Linked DNA regions of Homo sapiens: region 1 is linked to region 2. Evidence: read pairs that join two places in POLR2A ChIA-PET (ENCODE). Cell type or tissue: B cell. All regions are shown on one strand. Links, peaks and the distances in the headings refer to the core of each region. The heading gives the core; the rest is flanking DNA.

Evidence for each region. ChIA-PET counts read pairs that join two places held together with the same protein. Peaks named below come from ENCODE experiments on the same cell type or tissue, not always from the same donor. Only the 100,000 strongest peaks of a DNase experiment are listed, where the experiment ranks them.
Region 1: POLR2A ChIA-PET joins it to region 2 with 6 read pairs; 3 of 35 experiments call an interaction of 5 or more read pairs at or near these places.

What each region holds. Positions count from the first base shown.
Region 1 is chr4:87,503,618-87,519,957 of GRCh38, forward strand. All of the region lies in intron 1 of SPARCL1 (SPARC like 1), which reads right to left. Among named protein-coding and RNA genes, the nearest start is that of SPARCL1, 18 kb to the right of the region's middle. RefSeq lists an enhancer at 7,268-7,768. In B cell, for the core only: no CTCF peak of the experiment used is centred there; no DNase peak of the experiment used is centred there.
Region 2 is chr4:87,379,395-87,388,085 of GRCh38, forward strand. HSD17B11 (hydroxysteroid 17-beta dehydrogenase 11) reads right to left here. Exons shown (of 7, transcript NM_016245.5): 2 at 2,861-2,968. It also overlaps the pseudogene RN7SL681P. Among named protein-coding and RNA genes, the nearest start is that of HSD17B11, 7.4 kb to the right of the region's middle. In B cell, for the core only: no CTCF peak of the experiment used is centred there; no DNase peak of the experiment used is centred there; H3K27ac peaks cover 507 bases.

The DNA.
Region 1 (16,340 bases), core at 6,259-8,758, 130 kb after region 2:
TAGGAATTCCTGTGGGTCTTTGTGGGTCTTTGGTTCTAACTCAGCAAATGAAGTTTTTTTTTTTCCTTTTTTTTTTTTTAATACAGAGTCTTGCTCTGTTGCCCAGGCTGGAGTGCAATGGCGCAATCTTGGTTCACTATAACCTCTGCCTCCTAGGCTCAAGTGATTCTCATGCCTCAGCCTCCCAAGTAGCTGGAATAACAGACATGTGCCACCATGCCTGGCTAATTTTTGTATTTTTAGTAGAGACAGGGGTTTCGCCATGTTGCCCAGGCTGGTCTCGAACTCCTGGCCTCAACTGGTCCACCTGCCTCGGCCTCTCAAACTAGCAGCAAATGAAGTTTTTATTGAAGAAAACAGGGCTATAGCATAGACTTCCTCATCATATTGGGAACAAGAACACATTTTTACCTATCTCACTATTCAAATCCAGGTGGTCCAGGGTGGGCCACCTGGACCAGGGAACAGTCAGTTGGAAGAATAGAGAGTAAAGCTGCACATAGAAAGTGATTTGGTATTGTGTGTGTGTGTGTGTGTGTGTGTGTGTGTGTGTGTGTGTGTGTGTGGTGGGGTGGGGGTGGGAGGGTTGAATCAGGGGTGTGGGGAGAAACTTAAATCATTTATAACCTTACTAGTCTGGACTAATCAATTCCCAGTTTTAATGAAAAGGACATGTACTTGGAGACTCAAGTATAATTCTTCTAAGTGATCCTTCTGAAAATGACTACATATAACAAGGAGAAATTTAGAATATTAACAATGGAATGGGTGTTTACTTTATTTAGAACGGGTAATGGCATATAAAATATACTTGACATTTCTATTGCCATAGTGCTTTGGGTTTACCAAATAAATTTACAAATGGGATATTACCTTATTTGATCTTTACAACAACCCCAGGATGTGGCAGATGAAGAACAGGCCTAGAAAGCCTACAGTGTGACATGCTGGAGATCACTGAGCTCTGTAGAAGGGGAGCTGGGATTGAAGCTAGATTTCCTGGCTCCCACTCCAGCTTTTTTCTAGTTATTTTGCAAATTCTCCATTTTACCTCTTACACAAAGGTGTAAGGAAGGGGGACAAAAACTAAAAAAATCCCAAAACAAACAAAAAAACCACCATTGTGACAAATTGAGATTTCACTTTGAGTTTGAGTTTTTAAACAAAAAGTTCCAAACATTTTAAGGAGTAAGATGGTACGTACTTGGCAAAATGCACTTCTTTGTGTTGAAGGAAAAGGCTTATCTTAGAAGGTTGGTTGGATTACTTGATATTGAAAGTTTCTTTCAATAAAACATCTTATGGCCTAAACAAGGCAAAAAGCATAGGAATTCAATTTTCCATGAAAGAAAAATGTATTTAAGTAAAAACATGGAGCAACCTCCCCCCGCTGCCCCAAAACTCTAATACATTGAAAAACACCTTAAAACAAGAAAAGCATTAAACTGTCAGGAGAGCTGGATTCTGGCTCTAGCAGTGTCCCTGACTGCCAGGAGACCTTGGGAAAGTCACTTGCCCTTTCTTAGATACAGTTTTCTCAAGTGATGAACAATGAAGAGTGAGACCTAGATGATCCTCTAACCCTAATATTTTAGGATTCTAAAATTGAAAATAATTCCATTAATTGTATGAATCCTAAATTGCTGCTATCTTTTCCCCTTAAACTACTAAACCCACTAAAATATATTCCATGATTTTTATTGTATTAAAATAAAATATTTTATATATGGTAATTCATGCTTAAAGTAAATATGTGGACTCTATTAGCGATGATAATTTAAAACATTCTATCCTCCTAGTGAATGCTAATTGTAAAGAATCATTGAAAAACGCAGTTTCTTTCCTCTACATTTTAAATTCAATGTTTACTTATTTATTCATTTATTCCACAAATATTTATTAGAGTTATGGAACTATAGTCACTTATATTTTATTTTATTTATTTATTTTTATTTTTGAGACAGGGTCTTGCTCTGTTGCTCAGGCTGGAGTGTAATTGCAATCATAGCTCACTGCAGCCTCCAGTTCCTGGGCTCAGGTGATCCTCCTGCCTCAGACTCTCAAGTAGCTGGGGATATAGGTGCAAACTATTATGCTCAGCTAATTGTTTTTTTTTTTTTTTGTAGAGATGGGGTCTTTCCATGTTGCCCAGGCTGGTCTCAAACTTCTGGCTTCAAGCATTCCTCCTACCTCAGCCTCCTAAAGTACTGGGATTACAGGGATGAGCCACTGTGCCTAGCCTTATATTTTAGATCAGTATGTTATTACTATTCTACTGGTTTTGAAAACTATAGAAATACAAAATAGTATGGTTTAGTGAAGGGTTTCTTTATCTTGGCACTGTTAACATTTTGGCTTGATGATTCTTTGTTGTGGGGGGCTGTCCTGTGCCTTGTAGGATGCTTAGCAGCATTCCTGTCCTCTGCCCATTAGATGTCAGTAGCGAGCCCCCATCCCCCACCAGCTAGGGACAAACAAAAATGTCTCCAGACATTGCCAAATGTTCCATGGGGGGCAAAATCGCCCTGATTGAGAACCATTGGTTTAGCGGAAGCAGACTGGTGCTTTCAGATTAGAGAGACATGCATTTGAACTCTGGAGCAACATTTGCCATCTATATGATCTTTGGCAAGTTACTTAGCCCTCTAAGCCTCAGATTCCCCATCTAAAAATGGGGATAACATCTGTGATGGTTAATTTTATATGTCAACTTGACTAGACCATGGGATGCCCAGATATCTACTTAGACATTATTCCTGGGTGTGTCTCTGAGGGTGTGTTCTGAAGAAATTAACATTTGAATTGGTAGACAGAATAAAGCAGATTGCTCTACCCAATGTGAGTGGGCATAATTCAATCCACTGGGGACCTGAATAGAACAAAAAGGCAGGGGAAGGGAGAATTCCCTCTCTCTCTCTGCCTATCTGTTTGAGTTGGGACATTGATATTCTGCTGTTGGATTGGGACTTAACACCATCAGCCCTCCAATTCTTAGGCCTTCAGACTTGGACTAGAACTCAACATCATTGGTTCTCAGGTCTTCAGACTTGAACGGGAACTATACAATTGGCTCTCTTGGCTTTCCAATTTGCTGACTGCAGATCTTGGGACTGGCTCCATTAATGTAAACTAAGTCCTCATTATCTATATCTCTATCTATCTATCATCTATCTATCTATCTATCTATCTATCTATCTATCTATCTATCTACCTACCTACCTACCTACCTATCTCCTATTTGTTCTGTTTCTCTGGAGAACCTTGACTAATAAAACATCTAATTCAGTTTTGTGAGAGTTAGAAGAAATGGTACTGGTAAAAATGCCTGATACCTAGGAGATGCTCAATAAATTTTAATTCTTTTTTCTCTCATCTTCCTGATAAGTTAAGTTGTGATTCTTGAATAAACAACTTAGATTCTCAGAAAATAATGTAATTTAAGTTTTGCTGTGAGGTCAGAAAAATTGTCCAGTGGAACATTAAAGTCCATTCTGGCCACACATTTAGGCTCCTTTTAATGCCAGGAGTATTTCCGACATTCATCACACATAACAGTGGAATTAGGCACATGGAATGCTACCCTATTTTCTTACAAATGGTACAACTTAAAAGGGGAGTAAGAATTATCAAACGTGTTTTGCATCATAAGGCTCATTTCTTTTTGTTTGTTGCAGCAACATGCATAACTAATTAAATTTGAGAAAATATTTCCCTTTTAATCTGTCCGCATGATCTCACATGATCTCACAAGTTCCCTTCATTTCCCTAAATCTAAATGTAGCTGAATGAATCAAAAGGAAAGAATGTCCAGTTGGCCAGAACTTGCATCACTAATCCATTTTTTTTAAATTCATTCATTGAGTACTTACTAGACACTGCCTAAGCACAAGGACACATAGTTTCTCTCTTAAGAGTTTCTGGGTGTGGAAAATCTCTAACTGCTTTTCCTGTGGTCTCACACCACGCTACAATCAACACAGAAGACTTCTGTGACCAAATGTGGGAGATTTTTTGTCATCAACATGCAAGCAATCAACTCTGCAGCAGGCACCAGCTGAGTGTCCTCCAAATGAATTCTGACACTGTGTACCTGGAGATAGCGTCAGATCCCATAGGTTGAGGGCTCAGTCTCACAAGACATCTTCCCTTTCCCAGATACCAGTCACAAGATCAGGCCTCCAGAACTTCTGGCTGACTGGTTTCAAGTTGGGCTTCCATGACTCCCTCTTGGGGTTCGATTAATTTGCTAGAGTGCATCACAGAACTCAGGGAAACACCTACTTAGATTTACTGGTTTATAATAAAGGATATTACAAAAAGATACAAGTGAAGAGATGCAAAGGGTGAGGTATGGGGGAAGGGGCACAGAGCTGCCAAGCCCTCCCCGGAACACACCCTCTAGGAACCTCCATAGGTTCAGTTATCTTGTAATTTCTTCAAACCTCGTCCCCTTGGGCCTTTTATGGAGACTTCATGAAAGGATAGGCACCATTGACAACCACATAGAAATGTGTTTAGACAAAAAGGGTATGCTTTAGTACTCAAAGGCTGAGTGGGGAAACCCGGTAAGGCCCATCTGTTCAGATTCTTTTTGGCCTCTTTTTTTTTTCCTTTGAGGTGGGTCTCACTCTGACTGTGAGGCTGGAGTGCAGTGGCGTGATTTTGACCTCCTGGGCCCAAGCATGCTCCCACCTCAACCTCCCAAGTAGTTGAGGTTACAGGTGATTGCCACCACACTTGGGTAATTAATTTTTTTTTTTTCTGTAGAGACAGGATCTTCCTATGTTGCCCAGGATGGTCTTGAACTCCTGGGCTCAAACGATTGTCCCATCTTGGCCTCCAAAAGTGCTGAGATTACAGACATGGATCACTGTGCTGGGCCTCTTCTTGGCCTCTCCATGCAACATTCCTTCCTCCAGAATATGGGGCAGAACCCCTTCTGAAATGGGGGTCTTATGACCTACAATCACACAAGGTAGGTAAAGGCAGAGGAAGATTAGAGTCCTGCCTTGGGGAGAAAAAGTAGCAGGTAAAAAAATAGAAGATTAGAGAGAGAGAAATCCTGTTATTCTGAGGTCCGCTTATGAGGCCTAAAATGCACCAACATTATAACATTATAAAAAGGTCTATGGGAATTATGAGACAGGAACCGTGGATGAAACATATGTGTGTGTGTGTGTGTGTGTGTGTGTGTGTGTATAGATACATATATGTATGTAATGTAGATACGTATATAGATAAATATATACATATATAGATACATGTATATAAGTATATATATATATATATAGTATACATATGTGTATATACTATGTATGTGCACCTGGAGATAGTGTCAGATCCCACAGGTTGAGGGCTAAATGTATACTATATGTGTACATATATAATCTATATACTTATATACATGTATCTATATATGTATTATATACACGTATCTATATATGTATATACTAATAATGTATCTATAAATATATAATATATTTATATAAAATCATATAGTGTAATGTGATGATTATGTACATAATGCAATGGAAAGAGAGATAGGAGGCATTTTTAAATTAGGTAGTTGATAATAGCTAACTTTACTACATCCAAAGTACTTAAGTTCTAGGCACTATTCTAAGAGCTTTGCACACACATATTCTTTAAACCTTCTGAACAGTTCTATCAGGTAAGCACATTATTGTAATCATTTCACTAGTAAGGAAACTCGGGCATAAAGATTAAGTAACTTGTTCAGGGTTACACAGCTAGGAAGTGGCACAGCAGATATTTAACACTTCTGTTTGATATCAGGTCTGTCTGTGTTCTTAACTACAGTGTTCTTAACTACTGTATAGAGATGACCTCCAGAGAAGGTAATTCTTGATCTGAGGTTTGAAAACTAATAAACAGTAGTTAGCTGTATGAAGGATGTTCTCACACAGCTAGATGTACTCTAGAGGGTGGCAGGCAGCAGCATGGGTGAAGTTGCAGAAGCATCGAGTCTCTAGGATGTTAATATTTGGGTCTCTAGGCTGTCAATAGGGGAAGTGGGCTGGGGTAGATAAGGCTCAAAAGTAAGCAGATAGCCATATTGTAAAAGTCATAGTGCATTAAACAAGGAATTAAAAATTCCAGCCATAGAGCTATAGGGACCCAAAGAATTATTGTAAGTGTCTGTGTGTGCACGCATGTGTGTATGTCTGTGTGTGTGCACACATGTGTGGACAGGGGTGATGATATAACCAGATTTGTATGTGTGACAGCTGTGTGGAGGACAGACCAGTAGCATGACCTGTGAGAGACAATTGTAACATCAAGGTGAGGTGGTCAGAGCCTTACATTTGGGCTGTGGTCTTAGGAGTGGAGAAAAGAGGGATAGATCCAACCTGTACTGGTTTGTGAGAGCTGTTTGTTACATTTCAAGACTTTTTTGAGTTGGTTGTTAAAGTCATCAATTAAAAATTAAATTACATACATGTATAATTTAATTATGTTAAAAGCAAAGAAAATAGTAGAAACTCATCACTTCATAATTATTTTACTATTATCTACTCTTTTGAGGTTATTTACATCTATTATATCTGTTGGTGGAAATACTATATAATATGTGTTCCGCATGTCTCTTCCCGATTCTGTTCAGTGGCGTCATGTTGGTAGCTTAAAATTGATAGCAACAGGAGGCAGAGAAACTGTAGGCATACAGGGGCGGGTCGCTGGCAAAATCCCACCTTCAAGCCGAAAAGCCTGAAACCCACAGCCCAAAGTGAGAACTTCCATTCTCTCCCGATTGGTTATTTCTGAATACTGTCTTTTTACCAATTGAATATTGCCTTTTCCAAAACTACCTACGGCCTGCCCCGTCCCCATCCTGTGCCCATAAAGACCCCAGAACTCAGCCAGCAGAGGGAAGAAGCAGCCTGATGTCGAGAAGAAGCGCCTGGACATAGGAGAGAGGTGGCTTGACTTCAGAGGAGAGGGATCTTCCCTTCCCATTCCCTTTCCAGCTCACCTCTCCACTGAGAGCCGCTTTCGTCACTGAAAAAAAAAATTCTCCACATTCGCCATCCTTCAATTCATCTGTGTGACCTCATTCCTCTTGGGCACTGGACAAGAACTCGGACACACTACGTGCAGGTATCCAAAAAGGCGGTCGCACTGGCCCTTTGCCCTTGCTGGCGGAAGGCAGTTGCCCTACGTGATGAGGCAAAGGGCTCACTGAGCTGATAACACACTGCTGTCTGCGGACGGTGGAGCTAAGAGTATGGTTACACGCCCTCTGGGGCTTGGCGTGGCTGGTGCCCACACCTGGACGCTGGTGAGGGGCCCACATGGAGTTTGCTCCTGCTGGTGCCAAAGTGGCCAGTTCCTGCCTTCGCTCGCTCAGGTTCCTGCAGTCATTCGCTTGCGCACTCCCTCCTGCAAGGGATTGAGCAGGGCGGGCTGAGTAAACAAGGCACCCCTGCCGCGAGTTCCGTGAAGGGGTCAAGAAAATATCCTGCATCAAAATCAGTTGTGGTGGGAGGATCAGTCACACCATGAAAACCATCAAGTGTCACCCACCTCTCCCTCTCTCAGAGAATGGGTTGCTCATTTACCAAAACACAACTGGATAGTTCTAAGAAATAATTAAAAAAAGAACAGATAAAACTTAATGACGAATTAGATATTGTAGGAATATGAGAAGGAAAAGTCTTGAGTCACATTTCTCATATGAACAACTTAGTAAATGGTGGTATTAATTACCAAGGTGAAGGATTATAGGAGGAAGGTTTGGTTTTAGAAGACAGACGGTGGATTAGTTTTGGGCTTGTTGAATTTGAGTAGAGATATCTAGTAGATACTTGGGTAGATAGGTCTGGAGGTAAGCATGGAGTTTGGGGTTACAGATGTAGCTTGCATGCTGTAGCATGAGCAGTTATTCAACCAGTTGAGCAGAGAGCTGGAGCCAGAACCCTGGGGAGTGAAGATCATTAGGCACCATCAGAGGATGGGAAGAGCTAAAGATACAAACAGTGAGAGAAAGAAGAGTCACATGAGAAAAGGGAAGTGTTAAATGTCACAGAGAGTTCAAAGCAAACAAGGTCAGGAAATTATCCATTGCCTCTGGAAGTGCAGAGGTTATTGAGGATCTCAGGGAGAGCAGTTTTGTTGCTGTGGTGTCGGTGGATGCCAGCCTGCAGTGATTGGAGAATGAACAGGCAGTGATGAAGTGAGGGCAGTGAGTGTAGACCACTCTAAAAATGATTGGCTGTGCAAAGGAGAGTAACGTGGTAGCTTAAAGGGAATATGCAGTTACAGGAAATTTATATTTGTATTTGAATGTGATCATTCAGATTCCTTTCCTTTCCTTTCCTCTTTCTTTCTCTTTTTTTTTTTTTTTGAGACAGAGTCTCACTCTGTTTTCCAGGCTGGAGTGCAGTGGCGTGATCTAGGCTCACTGCAACCTCCACCTCCAGGGTTCAAGCAATTCTCGTGCCTCAGCCTCCTGAGTAGCTGGGATTATAGGCATGCGCCACCAAACCCAGCTAATTTTTTTGTATTTTTAGTAGAGATGGGGGTTTCACCATGTTGGTCAGGCTGGTCTCAAACTCCTGACCTCAGGTGATCCACCTGCCTCAGCCCCCTGGAAGTACTGGGATTACAGGCATGAGCCACCATGCCCGGCCCCAGATTTCCCTTCTGTGCTGAAGGGAAAAGACAGGTAAATAAGGAAAAATTGAAGATAAAGGGTAAGAGAGGAGATAATGGTAAACAATGATGACCCCCAGTAAACCACAACTTCTGGGCTTCATTTCCCTATGATGTGGGCCTTAACCTTGTGATTTGCTTTGACCAATGTGACATTAGCAAGCATGATGCCAGCAGAAACTTGGTAAACCTTTGCACATTGGAGTTTTTCCTCTTGGTGGAAGCTATCAGCCATGCTGTACAAAAGCTTGACCCAGACTATTGAATGATGAGAGACCATGTGGCTGGAACCTTGCAGGATAACAGACCCTCCTGGATGATTCAGCCCCAGATGTGTTCCTAGCTCACTGAAGCCAGATGAATTAACTCCAGACAAAATCAGCAGAAGAATCATGCAGTGGAGCCCAATCCAGATTGGAGAATTATGAGCAAATACAGGGATGTGATTTTAAGCCATTTAATGTGAGAGCATACTGTTTTACAGCAACCGAAAACCAAAATAAGGCAAAACAGACCAGTTGCCAAAACCATTAGCAAGACAATATTTCATAACAATTAAAGGCATAAGTTCTGAAACAGGATGTCATAGGCTGTAATACTTAATTTGCGTAAATAAGCAAATTGTGTAGCTTTTGGGGGCTTCAGCTCATTGTCTATAAAATAGTATGAAGATTAAGTGAGACAATACCATCTTGGTAAATCCTGGATACATATTTACTGGTCTACTATTAAAGCACATGTGAAAGGTTTAACTCCAAAGAGAAGGAGGAACTCTTTATTCTTTAACACAAAAGGGAGGAAAGTTTAACTGTAAGGATGTCTTGAGGCAGGGTTCCAAGGAATATTAACTTATTAAGATGGATTTAGTTATACATTCCTTGTATTTATTTAGCATTTCACAGTTTATAAAGTGTTTTCTTATATACTGTCTCATTTGATTCAATGAAGAAAGGAGGGACAGAATTTTTAAATGTAAAGAAACAGAAATTTGAAGAGTCTAAATTATTTGGCCAAATGTACAAGGCTTAAGAGGTGGGCAAGAATTAGAAACGCTGAGCTTTGGACTCAGTATCCAATATTCTCCCCAAACAGACTAGTGAACAGGCTACAGACTAGAAGCCAGAAGTTCTGGCTTTGGGCCCTGGCTTTGCCAAGTACTAAATACTACCTTGAACAAATTACTTTCTCTCTCCAAACTTCATATATAGGATGGGAATACCAGTTCCTTCCGATGTCAAAGGTAGCTCCTTGCAAGGTGAGGTGAGGAAGCTCTTTGCAAACTCTGAAGTACCTTACACATGCAAATGATTATTATTTTCATTGTTCTGCCTGCTGCCTGTCATCAGTAATATCATTAGAGTCATTTATATCTTGTATTAACTACATATGTCTTGTATTAAGTGTGATATAAGGGAAAAGAACCTTAGTGTTTCTCCTCCCCTTTTCCGTATCTTCCTCCCCTAGGGGATTTCAAGCTTCCCAGGAGCTAGTTCCAGAACATATTTACTTTTAGTTCACTCATTAAACACAAACTCACCTATCCTATATTCTATACTTTTAAATCTTTGTTTTTTGCATGCATCTAAACCATACCGAGGAAATAGGAATATTCCTGAATTAGGGCTGGGCATTGTGGCTCATGCCTGTAATCCCACCACTTTGGGAGGCTGAGGCAGGCAGATCACTTGAGGTCAGGAGTTCGAGACCAGCCTGTCCAACATGGTGAAACCCCGTCTCTACTGAAAACACAAAAACTAGCTGGGCGTGGTGGCATGAGCCTGTAATCCCAGCTACTTGGGAGGCTGAGGCAGGAGAATTTCTTGAACCCAGGAGGTGGAGGTTGCAGTGAGCCAAGATTGAGCCACTGCACTCCAGCAATAGAGTGAGACTCCATCTCAAAAAAAAGAAAAAAGATTATTCCTGAATTAATGTATTTCTATTCTCAGGTAAGAGGTATGTTCACATTGTTCTTAACCCAAAAAGAGCTATCGAATGCTGAGAATCCTGGCGTAGCTGTATGGAAGATATTTTAAGGCATAGAACAAGTCTAGGGATTGTCATATAACCTCAGATGGCCACTTGTGCAGGCTTTTTGAGAGCCAACATTTACTGAATGGTCCCTGATTTTTACTGAGTCCAAAGATGGAACTATTTTTTAAGAGTTTTTTTCCATCCTGTAATTGAAAACAAAATTTAAACGCAGAGTATGGTCATGTCATTTAGAATGATCCAAGCAGGAAACCCCTTCAAGTTTCAATTATAAAGAAGATGCCTGTGTTTTATTTTTGAAGGACCTTGTGGGACAATCCAGTATCTAGACTTTAAAACGCCTTGTGTTCTTCCATTGTGTTCCACGTTGTCCTTTAGACTAGTCACTGGGCATTTTTGTCTCACTGAGCTAATTGTATTTGCCACATATTGATCAAAAATAATTTCATGGCCTTTAGCTTCTTATTTTAAGAACTGAGCAAATGTGCTGATTGTATAAATAAGACAGAATGGAGAACTTTCCTGGGAAATGAGAGATATTTTGAAAACAACTGTCATACTGAAGACTCAGGGAGGCTTAATTAGCTGATGCTTGCAAAGTACTTTGAAAAATCAAAACCATGATGTCCTTGCTAAGTATGATGAATACCATTTATTCTTGGATGAGTAAAAAGTCATTTATTTTGAGACATTCGAGTTTGGTGTGCACTGACTACAAAATACAGATTATTTTTGCAGAAATAGAAAATAAAACTCCAGATGAAAAATGCAAAAATGAGACAAATTTTGGAATTCACAGAATTATTATTCTCAAAGACTTAAATATGCAGTATTGATGTGAAACTAAATCAATATTATTTTGCTCAAATGCGTGAGCTTATTCAAAGGCAGCTGCATAGTTTAAAGGACAGTTGGTACGGAACTGGAAGATCTAAGTTCCAGACTTGAACTGCCTTTTACCAGCTAAGAGACTTTGATCAAGTCACTGGTTTCTTCATCTACAAAACAGGAAAGGTAATATTACATTTTCTTATCTATCTTCTGGAGTTGTTTTGAGATTCAAATGTGATCCTATAGTTATTTGGTAATTTCACCAACTGTAAAAATGAAATGAAAGATGTTATCATATCTTTGAAACATGCATAAGGCAGAAAATGGCTTAATAACCCCAATAATGAATAATTCAGACACTTTAATTCATCCCTTTACTAGAGTCCTTAGGTTATTTCTTTCTTTTCTTCATCCCACTGTTTCTTTTTATGGATTTAGAGAGGTTAAAGATGAGGGATGATAGGTAACTGGAAGGAGAGCCCTTTCCTTCTGTTAGGAACAGGGTGTCTCATTACCAAACTTTCAGGAGAACCTCAGCTGGAATTTTAAAAGATGATAGCTAGACAGCATTTTATAGAGAACATCCAGCATTTGAATTTCAAATGCCTAGAGTTTTTCTATTGGCTGACCCATGTACCATTAAAACAAATCTCCAGAGGAATCATTTGTCATGGCAGAAATAGGTCTCCCATTAAGAGCCAAACACCCACAAATGTCAACTCTATTCTAACTCACATGAGTAACTGCCTTGAGACAATTTCTTACATTTCTTATTTAATAGGTATAAATATTATGGTAGAGATTGCTATAAATTCTTTGCTATTTCTCCTGTTGAGAGGTGGAGTCTAATTCTCCTTCCCTTGAATCTGGACTGGGTTTAGTGACTTACTTGGCCAATTGATTGAGATAGAAATGATGTTCTGGGACTTCTGAGGCTAGGTCATAAGAAACCTTGGAACTTTTACCTAATCTCCTGGAAAACTCATTTTGGGAGCCTTGAGCCATTTTCTGAGTCTGTCATGTCACAGAAGACACTTCAACAGTTCTACCAATCCCAGCTTTGCATCTGTCCTTGCAAATGCGCAGGACACGTGAGTGGAGAGATCCTGTGCCACTCCAGATCAGCTCATCTCCTAGCTGAGTACCTCTGAGAGGCCTGCCCAAATTTCTGACCCACCAGATCTCGAGACATTATGAAACAGTTGCTTTGAGTCACTGAGTTTGTAAGAAGCCATATATAATTGGCTGTAAACATTAAATATTTTTGTGTGGAATAGCACTCAAATGTACTCAGTAGTAGAATCACTTATGGTCATCAAAGTATTATTTTATTGAAAAAGTACATTTTTGTCTTAGACCATTTAATAGTAGCTCATTCAATGGCATATACATTCCTGAGATTTTACTATATGCCAGGTTCTATGCTAAGCACTTCACCTGTGTACCATCCATGCACTCCCATCTGTGACCCTCACCTCCATTTCACAGAACTACCATTCAGTGAGTGCTTCCTGACCATCCCTCTTTGCCACTGTGCCTGGTCAGCAGTGAGGAGCATGGAAGCCAAAGGGCACCCGGAGGCACAGCTTTTCAGACACATTCTTAAAGGTCTGTTTCTTTCTTGCTCAGGCGAAACTAGTCCATTCCTCCTTTTCTATAATGTGTAATTGAGGGATTACTTTAATTATATTTAGAGGATCCCCCAGGCTTATCTTACCCAAGCTTGTGCAATAGCCACCTTTCACCATCTCTTAATCATGCCTTTCAGAGTTTCTCGTCTTATCATACCACTCACTAATCTCACTGTGTCTCATTCCAGAGCTCCAGATGGGATGGATCCATCCAGGGAGACAGTTGCCTGTTCTTTTTCTCAGACATTTGCCAATCCTTCAGAAAGGGTCCACCACACCCTGTCCTGTGTTATAGTGGGAGACATTATTTTGGCCATATTTATTTTTCTTTGCTCAAGTCCTACTATGGTATCTGTGCTACTATTTTCTCTTTCTCAGAGAAAGAGAACACAGGATTTTCTCATATTTACATTTATTTATTTTTCTGAACTTTTTGTTGTATTTGGGGTATAGACATTTGAATATGGCCAGGATAGACGTGCCATAAAACTAGGAAGCTTGAGTTTCAAGGCCCCTCACTTGTGCAGCCTCCATACAAAGTTCTAGACTTGATTTTGACTTTTATATTTTTAAAAAAGAAGGTTCCAAACATATGTATAAACTCTTGGCTTCACAAACCCTGAATCTGCTCTTAGGATGGCTCACCTAAAGTCCTGGCGTTTGTGACGTTGCAGTAACTTAATAATATCTGAATGATTGGCTTCATGTTGTTAATAGTAAGACAATACACCTTTTAAAGCCTAGCCCCTGTAATTATCAGATAGATTAATCCTCTGCTTTTTCTGCCTTTAACTCTTCTCCCTACCCCTTAATTTATTTGTTTCTCTACTACCCCTGTAATTTCTTTCCCCTGAATGCCTAGTTCTTGGCTTTATCCTCTGACTGCTCTTATTTGAATTTCCCTTATTAGTTAAACTCTACCAGTATAATATAAAACTCCTTTGGATTCAGTGGAAATTGCCTCTCTTTTGCTAACAGAGTAAGTCAGTTGTTAAATTCTGCTAGTTGGGAGAGGAATTTCAAGTGCTTTCAGCTCTGTGAATGGACCAAGAATTATTTATTGGGGGGTAGTTCTCTTCTAGGATTAAGAAAAACAACAAATAATACCAAAGAACAGTTCCAAGTAGCCTCATTCTCATGGTGTTGGGACCTTCTGGGGAATAATGGTGTACTTTGATGAGCATTTAGTTCTTGTGTGAACCGCTAATGCAAGCATTCAGTCCCAGCAGAAGTCCCTTTAGGATTCAGATCGTGGTCCAAGCTTCTCATGTACCTTGGTGAGGGCCAACACATTTAATATGGGAAACAATTGCTTGCTTACCTCAGTGGTGCAAAGTTACTTATTATCTACCTTTTCTGAAAGAAGCAGATGTAATAAACCCTAATGGATTTTAAGGCTAGAGTTTGAAAAGTTCTTTGAAAATAGGGTGAAAACCTGGAAGCTTATTTATGCCTTCAGAGAGAAAATGTTAAGAAGATGCCTTCAAGCAAGGAAAAGACACAGCTTGCCCACAGCTGGTCCACAGCTGTTAATTCTTCTCCTCCCACCATGGGAAAAGACTTTTCCCCTCAAGCCAGGCTTAATGGCTCGTGCCTGTAGTCCCAGCTACTGAGGAGGCTGAGGCAGGAGGATTGCTTGAGCCCGGGAGTTTGAGGCTGCAGTTATCTCAGGCTATCATAACCTTGAATGATCCAATCCAGAGTGTTTTTCAAAGTATAATAAAACATTTGCTTTTGAAATCAATGGCTTCATTTTCAGACTGTAAGAAGACATCAGCTGTTTTTATCAGTGAGATGATGCTGATACTTCTCTTCCCCGCCTATGCCTATCCAAAAAGCTAATGAGTACAAGATCAATACGAGTACCAAGGTTTCAACCAAGCATTTTTCTATTTTATAACAACATCTTCCACTATTTTCTTCTCCCCATATTTTAGGAAATTATTGAAAAGTTTTTCTAGTAAGACATTAACCTGCTTCTCATTATAAAGTCCTTAAAACCCATTAGCTGGAGTTGGGCAACAGGGAAGAAAAAGAGAGAAAAAGAAGACACTTAGGGTTAAGAATTTGTGCTTTGTTTCTTCTGAATTCTAATAGAATACTCCCTTGATTTAGAGAGAATTAGCTCAAAATTGTTTGGTCCCCAGTAAAAGGTTGGGAGGATCCACTGAACTAATGGCTTGAAAGTTAAAAATGATTTCAATGAGCTAAGACAGCATGAACATCTGACCAAACACGTCATGAAACCATTTACATGTTTTATTTACCTATCATAAAGGTCAATTCTTCTGATTTTTGTATATCTCAGGGTACCTTCCTATCAAGTCCCTATCTTTTTTTTTTTTTCTGAGATGGAGTCTTGCTCTGTTGCCCAGGCTGGAGTACAGTGGCTGATCTCTACTCACTGCAACCTCCGCCTCCCGGGTTCAAGCAATTCTTCTGCCTCAACCTCCTGAGTAGCTGAGACTACAGGTGCACACAACCACGCCCGGCTAATTTTTATATTTTTTAGTAGAGACGGGTTTTCACCATGTTGGTCAGGCTGGTCTTGAACTCCTGACCTCAAGTGATCCACCTGACTCAGCCTCCCAAAGTGCTGGGATTACAGGCATGAGCCATTGTGTCCGGCCTGGGTCCCTATCATATTATATAGGCAATTAGATAACTCAAGTTGAATCAAATAATGTAAAAATGCTTTGCTTTCAGAGCTATTTAGGGCCACTTTGAATGGTGGGTTCATTAACTCTGTAGCCATAGCACTTTTATTTGAACCTAGTGTAAAGTTTGTCCTAAGTTTTGAAAAAGATAACCATTTACCACTCCCCACTCCACTAATCTTCAACTAAGAACCTATTAGTTGACTGCATGATTCTTCTGAAAATTTGCAAATTTTTTTCCCTATAAGCTGCAAATACATATTTTACACACATTCAGTGGAGTACAGTGATTATACAGAAGTGACAGAGATTTGAATAGAATGTGGTTAGTAATTTTATTTTTAAATATCTCAGCAATTATAGACTTGTGTCAAGTACTCATAAAATATCTATTTTCATAAATTACTGTTTTGAGAACTGTTTCCGTTTATCTCAACCAGGTTTTAGGAATTTAGGATGACCCCTCTCCAAGCAGTACTACAGTCTCACTAACCTCAAGCAAACAGGTTGGCTGAAAGGGTGACACACAGCATTGGATATCACAAAGGTAGCAGAAACA
Region 2 (8,691 bases), core at 4,468-6,967:
AACTAACTACCTTAATGTCAACAAGGTCATCAGAATTACTTGGGCAGATTCCTGGATATATATATAATATTTATATTGTTATATTTATATTATATAATATATATTATATATACATATATAATATGTACATATATACATATACAGCATTATATACATATACATCTACATATACATCTCATATATACATACACAGCATTATATACAGCACAACTCATATATACATATATGTATTATATTACACATATTATATGTATATGTATGTATATTATATATTAATAGTATAATATAGTATTAGTATACTATACTATTATATTAGTATATAATAATAGTATATACTATTATTAGTATACTATAGTATAATATAGTATAACAGTATAATATAGTAATAGTATATTATAGTATAATATACTATAGTATTATAGTATTAATAGTATATGTATTATACTATTATATATGTATATGTATATGTATTATACTATTAATTATTATTATACAGCACATCTCATATATACATATTATATTATATATTTATATATACTATATAAGTATATAATATTTATCAGCCTGTATATATATATTACAGGTATCTGCCTGTAATCCCAGCTACTCGAGAGGCTGAGGCAGGAAGATTGCTTGAACCCAGGAGGCGGAGGTTGCAGTGAGCCAAGATCACGCCACTACACTCCAGCCTGGGTAACAGAGCAAGACTCTGTCTCAAAAAAAAAAAACGTTCTGATACTAAAATGATACTAAAATGGCCACCTCAAAACAGCTACTTCAAAATATCTGATTCTCAGCTTGCTTTCATTATTAAGAAATATACAAATCCCAGCACTTTGGGAGGCCAAGGCAGGCGGATCGCGAGGTCAGGAGATCGAGACCATCCTGGCTAACATGGTGAAAGCCCGTCTCTACTAAAAATACAAAAATTAGCCATGCGTGGTGGCGGGCATCTGTAATCCCAGCTACTCGAGAGGCTGAGGCAGGAGAACTGCTTGAACCCAGGAGGCGGAGGTTGCAGTAAGCCAAGATCACACCACTACACTGCAGCCTGGGCAACAGAGCAAGACTGTCTCAAAAAAAAAAAAAAAAAAGAAAAAAGAAAAGAAAAGAGAAAAAGAAAAAAAGTTCTGATACTAAAATGGCCACCTCAAAATAGCTACTTCAAAATATCTGATAATGGGCTAGGCGCGGTGGCTCACGCCTGTAATCCCAGCACTTTTGGAGGCCGAGGGAGCAGATCACGAGGTCAGGAGATACAGACCATCCTGGCTAACACGGTGAAATCCCGTCTCTACTAAAAATACAAAAAAATTAGCCAAGCGTGGTGACGGGCGCCTGTAATCCCAGCTACTCCGGAGGCTGAGGCAGGAGAATGGGGTGAACCCGGGAGGCGGAGCTTGCAGTGAGCCGAGATCGCACCACTGCACTCCAGCCTGGGCGACAAAGCTAGAGCTAGACTCTATCTCAAAAAAAAAAAAAAAAAAAAAAAAAAAAGAACTCAGGCCAGGTGTGGTGGCTCACGCGTGTAATCCCAGCACTTTGGGAGGCCAAGGAGGGTGGATCACTTGAGGTCAGGAGTTCCAGACCAGACCACCCTGGCCAACATAGTGAAACCCCATCTCTACAAAAACACAAAAATTAGCCCGGCATGATGGTGCGTGCCTGTAATCACAGCTACTAGGGAGGCTGAGGCAGGAGAATCGCTTGTGAACCCGGGAGGTGGAGCTTGCAGTGAGCTGAGATCACGCCACTGCACTCCAGCCTGGGCGACAGAGTGAGACTCCATTTCAAAAAAAAAAAAAAAAAAAAAGAACTCAAACCAAAAATTCCATAAACAAAGAGGTTCTCAAGTCTTGCTGAATCACACTTTTTATACTGCACTGAATTAGAATATCCAGGGGTAAGGTCCAGGAATGTGTATTTTAAGGAATCTGCCCAGGTAATTCTGATGACCTTGCTGCCATTAAGGTATTTAGTTAACAGGTACAAGCGAGAATGCGTTCAGAGTGAAACCCCATTATATACAGCACATCTCAATTGTATCTAGAAGAGGCAAATAATGCTTTATAGAAATAGATCTGCTGGGAGCGTGGCTCATGCCTATAATCCCAGGACTTTGGGAGGCTGAGGTGGGTGGATCCCCTGAGCTCAGGAGTTCGAGATCAGCCTGGGCAACATGGTGAGACCCCGTTTTCTACCAAAAATACAAAAAATTAGCTGGCGTGGTGGCACACACCTGTGGTCCCAGCTACTTGGGAGGCTGAGGTGGGAGGATTGCTTGATTCTGGGAGGTGGAGGTTGCAATGAATCGAGATCATGCCACTGCACTCCAACCTGGGTAACAGAGTGAGACCCCCCATCTCAAAAAAAAAAAAAAAAGAGAAAAGAAAAGAAATAGATCTATCTACAATAAAAACCTGATAAAGAATAGCTTTATTGTAACTTTCTAACCCAATTCTATGAATGGGCTTCAGAAGACCCTGTCAGCAATTCTGCAAGTGTCATCCAGGCATAGTTACCTATATGAGCATCATGGGTGAGATGAAGGCGCATGGGAGGCAGGGTGGATGTATTTGAGGCCCTGCCTTCAACCTACTGAAAGAAAATCTCTGGAAGTGGAGCCCAAGAGTATATATATACATTTTTAACAACTCCCTGGAAAATTCCAGAACATACTAATATTTGAGAGGTTCAGTTCTCGGTTCTAGTTTTGGGTTTGCTATGAGCTAGTTCTATAACCTTGGTCAAATAACAACATTTCTCAGGTACTTCATCTATATCATGTACAGACTGGGTCATCTCCAAAACACCTCCTAGCTCTAACATGATATGATTCTAACTAAACACAACATTTCACCTTCTTTGCAGAGCTGTAAATATCTTCTCGGTTGCTGCAGTCTACCACAAAGGTATGAACCTTGGCACCCAGTCCCTTGCATTTGGCAGCTGTTTCCTCCAGTCCATGCTAGAAAAAGCAAAAAAGAGGGCAAGGTAATAATTGATATGAACATATTATATCGACAGCTGAAAATAATTAAAAATAATTTTTAAAAAGTAGTGAGATTCTTTCCATTTGAATTGGGCAAGATTGTTAACAACACATTTTTGGCAGGTATATAGGCACATTTTGCTTTTAGTATTTTGACTAGCTTCTTTTATTTGGAGCTGAATTTAAAGCAAGCTTCTTAAAAGAAGATAAAAATCTTAAAATACTAGTTTTTATATTTATGAACTTTGAATACTTTGTGAATGTTGGTATCTCTGTGTATTCCATATCAGGCTTTAAAAAATGTAACATTAAACTTTTTTCCATGTCATTAAAAACTATTCATGGATGTCAGTTTACTGTCTGCAAAAGAAATAATGAGTTAACCACAGTTCATTAAACCATTTGTTCTTTCAGCATTTTAATGTGAAGGTCATATTCACTGAGCTTAGAAAAACCTTGACACAAATATGAATGAGGTAGAGTCCCGACCCCAAGAAGTTCTCTGTGTAGTAGAAAGAAACATAAGTATCATAGTTAAGTAGGACCACGTAATACTGTTATTGTTTTGATAATAAAAGATTGAATATTGGCAGTTTCAACCTAATACATTGTGATGAGTATCACAGCAGAGTTCTATACAGGGAGTTACGGGAACACAGAGGGGCACACAATACAATTCCAGCAGTGGTTTGCCATGCCCTTTCACTTGCTTTCCCCAGGGTGAAAGGACACATCAGGCAGGGTGTGGGCAATGACAGATAGGAGATTGGTCTTGTGGAAACCACTAGTAGGATTAGTGTTGTTGGATGGATCATAAAGGTCAAGGCCAGAAGAAGTTCAGATTAAGGTCCCACATGTCATATTAAGATTTATCAAAAAATGAATGAGGAGCCACTGATTAAATTATAGTGTCAGGTTTATGTGTCGTATTGATTATTTTGGCTGATGTATGGAGGGTGGATTTTAGGGGTCAACACTGGAGGAAGAAAAAAACTGAGAGGCAGTTACAGTGATTCAGGTAATAGATGACACAAACTTGAAATGTGGCATTAGTAGAAAAAATGTAGAGGAAAGAATATCCTTTAAAATATATGTTTAGAAGGTAAAATCAGTAAGACTTGGTGAGTAGATGAGGAAGGATGGGAAGGAGCCACATCTGACATCTTTGCTTTCTAGTTTTGGTAGCTGGCAAGATCACGCTGCCACATGTCAGACAGAGATGACAGCAGATTTGAGGAAAAGGGGTTATGAGTCCAATTTGGGGCGCCAATTTTGAGTCAACTTAAGTTTAGGATCATACCATTGGGGTTTTTTGTTGTTGTTGTTATCTTTGCTTGTTTGCTTTTGGCCAATTTTTGCCTTTTTTTTTTTTTAACTTTTAAGAGAATGTCTCAAAAGATATTTTGGATGAAGATCTAGTATTGTGCATTCTGCAGGCCAAGTATTAGGTTGTTGGAAAAGTAATTGCTGTTTTTGCCATTAGTTTAATGACAAAAACTGCAATTACTTTTGCATCAACCTAATAATTGTCAACTAATGCACTAATGGGCAGACCCTAGGAGGACTCATACATTTATCCACAGAGAGGATGGTGAATCAGTGTACACATTTGTAAATGGCAACTAATGTTGGAAAGGCCAAATCTGGACAGCTGTGGGGAGAATTAGTAGCTTGCATAGTGAAACTGTTATGATAATAAAGGGAAACAAGTTCTTTTTCTCCTGTGGGAAGTCAGGGACCCCGAATGGAGGGACCGGCTGGAGCCGCGGCAAAGAACATAAATTGTGAAGATTTCATTTTAATATGGACATTTATCAGTGCCCAAATAATACTTTTATAATTTCTTATGCCTGTAATCTCTTAATCCTGTTATCTTCATAAGCTGAGGATGTACGTCACCTCAGGACCACTGTGATAATTGTGTTAACTGTACAAATTGATTGTAAAACATGTGTGTTTGAACAATATGAAATCAGTGCACCTTGAAAAAGAACAGAATAACAGTGATTTTTAGGGAACAAGGGAAGACAACCATAAGGTCTGACTGCCTGTGGGGTCGGGCAAAAAAGAGCCATATTTTTCTTCTTGCAGACAGCCTATAAACGGATGTGCAAGTAGGAGAGATATTGCTAAATTCTTTTCCTAGCAAGGAATATTAACATTAATACCTTGGGAAAGGAATGCATTCCTACGGGGAGGTCTATAAATGGCTGCTCTGGGAATGTCCGTCCTATGTGGTTGAGGTAAGGACTGAGATACGCCCTGGTCTCCTGCAGTACTATCAGGCTTATTAGGGTGGGGAAAAACTTTGCCCTGGTAAATCTGTGGTCAGACCGGTTCTCTGCTCTCGAACCCTGTTTTCTGTTGTTTAAGATGTTTATCAAGACAATATGTGCACCACTGAACATAGACCCTTATCAGTAGTTCTGCTTTTTGCCCTTTGAAGCATGTGATCTTTGTACCTACTCCCTGTTCTTACACCCCCACCCCTTTTGAAACTCTTAATAAAAACTTGCTGGTTTTGAGGCTCAGGGGCATCATGATACGTGATGTCACCCCCAGCGGCCCAGTTGTAAAATTTCTCTTTATACTGTCTCTCTTTATTTCTCAGCCGGCTGACACTTATGGAAAATAGAAAGAAGCTACATTGAAATATTGGGGGCAGGTTCCCACAATATTTTTCTTTTACTGAAATCTCCCTCACAAACTGTAGTATACTCTCATGAGGAACTCTTATTCCTCAAGGGACATCAACATCTCAGGTAAACTTTATTTTGCTCTCCTATACTTAACCAGCAGCTTTTGGCATTTCCTTTTACAAGTATATTAATGTTGTATACACATAGGATAGAATATTATTCAGCCTTAAAAAGAAATGAATTTCTGACACATGCTACACGTACAACCTTCATTATGCCAAATGAAATAAGCCAGACACAAAAAACAAATACCATATGAATGTACTTATATGCAGTACCCAGAGTATCATATTCATAGAGACAGAAAATAGAATGGTTGTTGCCAGGACCTGGGGAGAGAGAGGGCTGGGGAGATATATTGTTTTAATGGGTACAGATTTTCATCTTGGGAAGATGAAAAATTTCTGGAGAGAAATAGAAGAGATCACTGCATAATAAGGTAAATGTACTTAATGCCACTAAACTGTACACTCAGAAATGGTTAAAATGGTGTGTTATGTCATATATTTTACCATATTTTAAAAAGTTTTTTAAAAGTATATTGTATTGGCCAGGTGCGGTGGCTTACACCTGTAATCCCAGCACTTTGGGAGGCTGAGGTGGGCAGATCACAAGGTCAGGATTCTGGGAATAGCCTGGCCAATATAGTGAAACCCTGCCTCTACTAAAAATATAAAAAATTAGCTGGGTGTGGTGGTGGGCACCTGTAATCCTAGCTACTTGGGAGGCTGAGGCAGGAGAATCACTTGAATCCGGGAGGCAGAGGTTGCAGCAAGCCAAGATTTTGCCACCGCACACCAGTCCGGGCAACAGTGCGAGACTCTATCTCAAAAAAAAAAAAAAAAGTATATTGTATTGATTGGGTCTTCTCTTTTTTGAACAAATATATTTCCTTACATGAACAAATTTTACAATAAAAATTTATGTCCCATTTATTCTGTTTTCAGAGATTTGCTTATTACTGGTTGGCTTTCTGTAACCACCAAGCAACTAACCACCACTCCACTATATGGATGCAAAGATACCCTTCTTTCACATCCGCTGTCTCACTTTTGCCCTGTTTCCTTGGTCTTCCTCATTTAGGTTGGTCTGCTTTCCACACCTTCTGAATTGTGAAACTTTTTTTTTTTTTTCTGAGATGGAGTCTCGCTCTGTCACCCAGCCTGGAGTGCAATGGTGCAATCTTAGCTCACTGTAGCCTCTGCCTTCCCGGTTCAAGTGATTCTCCTGCCTCAGCCTCCCTAGTAGCTGGGATTACAGGCATGCGCCACCACACCCGTCTAATTTTTATATTTTTAGGAGAAACGGGGTTTCACCATGTTGCCCAGGCTGGCCTTGAACCCCTGGCCTCAAGTGATCCTCCCATCTCGGCCTCCCAAAGTGCTGGGATTACAGGGGTGAGCCACTGCACCCGGCCGGTGCAACAAATTTAAGTTCTAAATTCCTCCAGAAAAAATTCCGGACAGTGCCCTGTAGATAGTTGGTAAGAAATAAAAAATAAGCAGATCTTCAAAAAAAAAATGAATTCTTCCTTTAAAATGTTTTGCAGCACAGTACAATTGCTCATAACTCTTCAAGATTTCCCTTGGTAACTTTTTTCAAATATGTTTGTCTATTGGTACAACTAAGACCTTTACACCCATTACCTTGATTACTAAAAATTGAAAAACTTTTTAAATTATGCCCATTATTCTTTCAGTTATTCATTAATTCAGTTTTTCATTCAACAAATAGTCTTTGAGCATATATTATATGCTCACCACTTACTGTAAATTTTTCTTTCCAAACTAGTATTTTAGGAAAAAGGGTCTCCCTGTTGCGCAGGTTGAGTGCAGTGGCTATTCACAGGCATGATCCCACTACTGAACAGCACCAGAGCTCTGACCTGTTCCGTTTCCAACCTGGCTGGTTCACCCCTCCTTAGACAACTTGGTCTCCTTCATGCCCACCGCCAGAAGGTACCATATTGATTCTGAACTTATGCAGACATGCAGAGCGCACCACAGTCCAGAACTCCCGGCCTCAAGCAATCTTGCTGCTTCAGCCTCCTGAGTAGCTGGGGCTACTGAAGCATGCCACCATGCCTGGCTACAAACTATTCTAACCAAGCATGGGAATGAGAATAGTCAAGAAGTGATAGATTATCACAAAGCAGAATGAATAATTCCCATTATCAGGCTTAGTGGAACAACAAAGCTGACACCACCATTAATTCTTCCCTAAATTAACATATGGTACATGTGGACACTGCTGTCCTCATTACATGGATGAATCTAAGAGATTGTCTTTGTACTCTAGGTGAAAGGGCCCTCCGTTTGGCCCCTCCCTGCCCTGCCAGCTAGATCTCATAACAATCAAACACCACTCCACTTTCTTCCTCATTCTCCAGGTATTCACCAGCCCAAGAGCTTCACATCTCCAGTTTCTGCTACCTGGACTGCTCCAAATCCCCACCCTGTCCTTTCCCAATCAGGTTTAGTGGTTCTCAGCCTTCTATAATTTCAAATCTATAAAACGGCAAGAAAAATAGAGTGGGATGTGTATACCGAACTAGGATTGCCAAACTTTTGGCCAAATAAGGACACTCAAAACTAACAAAATGACCCTCATATGTTATCATGTAATTTCATTAACAAATATATTTTTTACCCACAAAAAGTAGGAAGGATATAATCTCAAAATAAAATATAGATTATTTAAATTAAACTAATTTAACCTAATAAAAACTCACTACATTGTCCTCAATTTTTCTGACCATTACTCCGAATCTCTGCTACTGCCAACCCGGTTCAATAGTCCCCATCATTTCATCTCATGCCTGGATTATCACAGTAGTCTCTTACTTTACTTGTTCCTTCCATCTTTTCTCCTCTTACATCTCTCCTAAGCCCAGCAGCTGGAGGATCCTCTTCAATAGGAATTACCCTCAAAACCCTTCATTGACTCCCCAGAGTAAAAAGCCAAAATACAGGAAATTTTATCATCTGTAGCTCCAGCCCT